Linked DNA regions of Homo sapiens: region 1 is linked to region 2. Evidence: read pairs that join two places in POLR2A ChIA-PET (ENCODE). Cell type or tissue: MCF 10A. All regions are shown on one strand. Each heading gives the region's core, and the rest is flanking DNA. Links, peaks and the distances in the headings are about the cores only. Region 1 has its middle 2.8 kb from the start of LINC01546. Region 2 has its middle 16 kb from the start of SNORA48B.

Evidence for each region. Peaks named below come from ENCODE experiments on the same cell type or tissue, not always from the same donor. Only the 100,000 strongest peaks of a DNase experiment are listed, where the experiment ranks them.
Region 1: POLR2A ChIA-PET joins it to region 2 with 8 read pairs; 2 of 35 experiments call an interaction of 5 or more read pairs at or near these places.

Annotation. Positions count from the first base shown.
Region 1 is chrX:3,267,545-3,270,467 of GRCh38, forward strand. No RefSeq gene overlaps it. Among named protein-coding and RNA genes, the nearest start is that of LINC01546, 2.8 kb to the right of the region's middle. In MCF 10A, for the core only: no CTCF peak of the experiment used is centred there; a DNase peak (open chromatin) is centred at 1,437.
Region 2 is chrX:3,547,260-3,550,182 of GRCh38, forward strand. No RefSeq gene overlaps it. Among named protein-coding and RNA genes, the nearest start is that of SNORA48B, 16 kb to the left of the region's middle. In MCF 10A, for the core only: a CTCF peak has its summit at 1,587 (motif pointing left); a DNase peak (open chromatin) is centred at 1,592.

The DNA of each region.
Region 1 (2,923 bases), core at 314-2,813, 280 kb before region 2:
GTCACGGACAAAAAGCACAAAAATGCAAAAAAACATAGCGCTAAAAAGATCATGATAATGGCACTATCTCCCTGTGTGCATGTGTGTGTGTGTGTGCGCGCACGCATATGTGTGTGTGTTGTGCACTTTCTGGGAAGAAGGGTCTGGCTTTCATTAGATTCTCAGAGAGGCTTATCACCTTCTAAAGGCTAGGAACTGCTGATAAGCCACCCCCCTTGTTTTAAAGGCTAGAAAATCAATTCCTGAAATCTGAAATAATTTTGCAATGTCACAGACGGATACAATTTTGCAATGTCACACAGCTTGGGACAAAGCGAGGGCCCCAGGTTTCCTCACTCTATTTTATCAGAGCACTGAGAGTGGAAACCTGAAATATTCAAGCTAGCATTCTCTCTTTTCCATGTTTTCTAATTTACCACTGCATTTATAACGTGGGAAGCTAACCTCATATGATAGAATTACTCTCCATCCTCATATTTTTTTCCCAATCCATATAAATAAGAAAGAGTCAGTATAGGAGCTAGGATATTGAGATACGGTGAACAAAAAGTCACTGGGGACTGTCCTATAAATTGGAAGCGTTTGCAGCTGCTGGTAGAACACGCTTTGAAAAGTCAGGAAAGACCTTTTTCACTATAAATAGCTCCACAAAGTTTTTTCATTGTCAATATGAGAGTTTTCTTTAAGGATCTTATGCAGACAATGGATAAAAATCATACTGGCAGACAATGACAATTAAGTGAAATAATGTATATGAAACAGCAAAGGCATAATAGATTTCCATTGACTCTCCCTCTCTCTCTTTCACTAATTTCCATGGAGTTTGTCATTAATCATAAAATCTATTTGTGATTAGCATTTTTCCTCCTTAAACCAAAATTACTTATTGAACCTGCTGAATGATGTTAAGAACATCTAAGGTTACATATTTCTTTAACTGAGCCAAAATTCACCAAAAAGCTCACCAGTTTAAGGGTACGATTTGGTTATGTTCAAGACCTTTGCAAGGTTGTACAACCATCATCTCTATTCAGTTCGAAAAATTTTCATTTGATCTTAGCCAAAAGGCCTAGAAGCGATAGATCAAAACATTTTCATCACTCCAAATGGAAATCTGTCAAGCAGTTACGCTTCATCCTGCTTCCCTGCAGCAGCCCATCCCTGCAGGGAAAGCAACTGAAAATTTGCTTTCTGTCTCTGTGGATTTCTCTATCTGTACATTTCATATAAACGAAATCATGGAGTATGTGACCTTCTGTGTCTGGCTTCTTTCACCTACAGTATAATGTTTTCAAGGCTCATCTCTGTCATTGCATACATCATTACTATTTATCCTTATAGCTGAATAATATCCCATTGTATGGATGTACCACATTTTATTTATTTATTCTCACTGGTTGATGGACATTTTGATTGTTTCCACATTGTAGATTTTGTGAATCATGCTGCCATAAACATGCATGTGCAAGTATTTGTTGAATACTTACTCGTTCTATTTTCAAGCCTGACTCATCTTCTGAATTCCAGAACTGTCATCCCAACATGTTTTATATTTTTCTTTGGCCTTCCTCTGCACTTAAATATAATTCAAACTCCTTGGATATCCAATGAGTTTCTGCATTTTCGGGGCTTCTGCCCCCAAAATGCAGCTGCTCCTTGTGCCTGTAATGTAATTGGCCGACAGGTCAACTGCTTTTCAAACTCTGGGTCTCTGCTCTTGCAGGTTCCTCTCCCGGAAATCATTTCAACTGGCTCTTGTCATGTTTACCTGATTCTCAGCCTTCAAAGATCAGCTCAGATATCACCTTCTTAGAGACACCTTCCTATGGGACCCACGTGGCAGGACAGTTTCTCTTCCTGATTCCTCCATTTATTTATTTTATAACTCCCATAACATCTGTGATTTTCTACATAGATTCTTTATTTACTGTCTGCCTCTCCTCAAAAGAGTGTTAGCTTCATGAAAGCAGAGATGTGGCTTTGCACCTTGCCTGGCACATAGTATATGTTCAACAAATGTTAGTGAAATAAATAATTCTCTTACGGTTACTCTAACTTCAACACTTCCATGTCTAGACTCGATAGTTTCTCTCCAAAAGTCATGTAGTTAATACCAATGGGTAGAAACCAATTGAACTGATTCCTGAAGAAATAGAGCACTCGTCAATTAGCTTTGGATGCATACGCTTGGGGTTTTGAGAGATGCAGATAGAGCATCTCAACTTGGACCCTGACTCATGAGGGTGCTTCGTGCATAATTTAGGAGGTCCGAAATGATGATGAAGATGAGGAAGGAAAAAGTAAAAAAAGAACAACATAAGAAGGATTGAGAAGCTCCTATAATTACCTAACAAGTCTGAGAAGATCAAATTTTAATATTTTTCCCAATGCAGTATGTTTTCCAATATGACAGATACACAGAGCGGACTCTGCACAGTAGAACAAATCTTTACTTTAGCAGATGTACTAATTGGATCTGTTTACATGATTCCTCCTCCTTCTTCTTCTTCCTCTTCCTCTTCCTCCTCCTCCTCTTCTTCCTCATCCTTCTTCTTTCTTGAAGACAGGGTCTTGCTCTGTCACCCGGGCTGAAGTGCAGTGGCGAGATGATAGCTCACTGCACTGTTGACCTTCTGAACAAAAGCGATCCTCCCACCTCAGTCTCCCAAATAGAATGTATATCTTTTTTTTTCATTTTCATAAAAAAAGTAGAGATGAAGTCTCACTATGTTGCCCAGGCTGGTCTTGAACTCCTGGGCTCAAGCAATCCTTCCACCTCAGCCTCCCAAGTAGCTAGGACCACAGGCATGTGCCACCACACCTGGATAATTTTTTTTTTTTTGTAGAGATGGGGCCTTGCTATGTTGCCCAAGCTGGTCTTGAACTCCTAGGTTCAAGGGATCCTCCCACCTTGGCTTCCAAA
Region 2 (2,923 bases), core at 293-2,792:
CACTACGTTGCTCAGGCTGGAGATTATTTTTTAAACCAAAAAATATGAGAAATCCTTAGCCCCCTACTTCCATTTGTATTTTGCTTCTATCTAAAAAGTACCCAAGTTGTTTAATTTCACAACCTGAAAGCACTGGAAAGCTTTAGATTGGAAATGCAGGATTTCACTTTATGCGATGGGACTAGACCATCACAAGATCTAGTGGTGACTTGAATTTTGATGCCACAGATAATCCTCTTTGTTCAAAGTGCCCTGTTTAGAAATTCATACATCAGGCAATGCAGCCCTTACAATATGTTTTCATTGTGATATTGAGGAAGAAAAGATACAGGAAGGGAGAAAGGAAAAGATGCAAAAAATGAGGAAAACATTACATACTTTATAAAATATAAGAACCATAGGCTGGGTGTGGTGGCTCACACCTGTACTCTTAGCACTTTGGGAGGCCAAGGCAGGAGGATTGCTTGAGCCCAACAGTTCGAGACCATCCTGGGCAACATAGCAAGACTCTATCTCTAATTTTTTTCATAAAAAATAAAATAAAAAATAAAAAAGAACTATGAAAAGAAGGGTTTTTTTTGCCCTCAGGAAACTTGCAATCTAAATTTTCTTCTAAACCCGGATTTGCTTTAAATGACTTGTCTAAATAAACTTATCTTTCCATGTCATTTTTTATCTTGTTTTTTTAGTTGTTGTTTGCTTACTAAACCTAAGCCTGGGGGCCAGGAGTGGTGGCTCACACCTGTAATCCCAGCACGTTGGGAGGCCAAGGCAGGCGGATCACTTGAGGTCAGGAGTTTGAGACCAGCCTGGGCAACATGGTGAAACCCTGTCTCTACTAAAAATACAAAAATTAGCTGGGTGTGGTGGTGAGTGCCTATAATCCCAGCTACTGGGGAGATTGGGCAGGAGAATCACTTGAACCTGGGAGGCGGAGGTTGCAGTGAGCCGAGCTCGCGCCACTGCACTCCAGCCTGGCAACAAAGTGAGACCCTGTCTCAAAAATAAATAAATGAAGAACCTAAGCCTTGAAGAAATAAATCTTTTAAAATTTCATTATGATTTTACTTTTGCTACCAACAACACCAGCCTTCTCTAAAAATCTAACTTTTGCTTGTCAACACTCAAAAACAACATTGGTGGAAGCCAAATGTACCTCAAAAGATGAATTTCATGCTTTTTTAGAGGAAAAAGCCTCATGAACTGTGCTAGGTATTTTGATGATCAGCTCTTCGCATGGACATCTTGTCATGAATATTTATTCATAGGACATTTTCTTTTCTTTTTTAAAGGCTAATTGATATTTTCATCTGAGCCAAACAGTAAATGTGGCATAGGGAAAGTTGTGTCTCACTATTGGATTCCTGAGTTAGTGAAAGAAAAGAGCTTGTATCTTCTAAAAGTGGAGGTGAATTATGTTTATTCTATAAAATACATAATAAATATCAATAATAATAGATACATAAGAGTCATAATTCTCTATGGGAAGTTATTTCTATAGCGGAGTAAGAAAAATCTACTGAACCTCCCTCTCTGCCACCACAAATAAACTTCCACGTCCCCAGGGAAAACCTTGTTAAGTGGTATACACTGCCCTCTTGTGCAGACTGTTTAAACAGAAAAGATCTCACGCACCTATTACATAAAACATTTTTTAAAGCTCTGCATAAAGGAGGAAGACAACTAAATCTGCCAAGGTTTCTTGTTGATTTATTATAGCTGTTTCATAATCCACAAAGCCATAGTCAGCAATACCCGCAAACATTCTGTATACAAACGACTAGCTAGGTTTACAGTTCAAATGAGTATAAACTAAATTGTTTCTGTTTCCAAGAATTAAGCAACCATGGATTTTTTTTAAATGTTCCAATTCGCAATGTTCAAATCTATGTGGTACACTTATCTTTTAAGCGTTTTGCAAGATGCACCAGCACCACGTATAATATGATTCGCCAGCCACAAAAGAACCAGTCATGCCTGAGATTTCTAGAAAATTTTACAATGGTTAAAAATGTCTCCACTGGGGCGTTTGTGTTGGTTTTCCTGAAAGGCATGGGATGGTCGTGCAGCCGATTCTCATAACGTCGGGATTGCTTTCTCTCTCTCTCTCTCTCTCTCTCTCTCGTCTCCGTCTGCAAAACAATGGAGCAGGGTTTTCCTGGCTTCTTCTGCTTAGCGCCACTTTTCTTTTCTTTTTAATTCCCAGGTCCACAAACAATTTTTAGAGCTAAAAGAAAAGGTATGTGGCAATACTTAATTGCTGGACCCATGAAGCCAGGAGGATCTGAGACTCACTCCGAGAGCCAGGGACTTTCCAATGCGTTGGGAAGCAGCCTCTGCAGGAAGCTCGGCATGGGAAAAAGCTGTACCGGCTGCAAATCGTCCCTTCTGGTTCCGGCGAGTGACAGCAGAGGGTGACACAGATGCTCACATTGTCAGTGGTCCTTGCTGTGTTCATCTGACCCTGCGGTGCTCCACACAGGCAACTATGTCCCCAGGGACACTCGACAATGTCTGGAGATAGCTTTGGGTGTCGCAACCGGGGTGGTTGGTGCTCCGGGCATCTGGTGGGTGGAACCCAGGGACACTGCTCAACACCCTGCAGTGCACAGGACACCCCACCCCAGAGGATCATCCACCCAGCCTTAAATGTCCACACTTTGAGAAGGACTGTACTAGAGGATTGATCTGTAGCATTCTAATCCTTATCAGAATCCCAACCTCCATGGTGTCAAGGGAGAAAAACGTGTGTCTCTATTCACGAGAGAAAGAAAAGCTGAGTATCAGGCAGGACTGGGGTGTGCGGAAGCAGGTGAAGTGGAGCTTCAGAAGAGTGGCCCCATGGGCTTTTGAGGGGACTTCTCTGTTGGGTCGTCTAAATCTTCATCCCAAACTCCCCAGTCAATATGTGGTGGATTCGTGT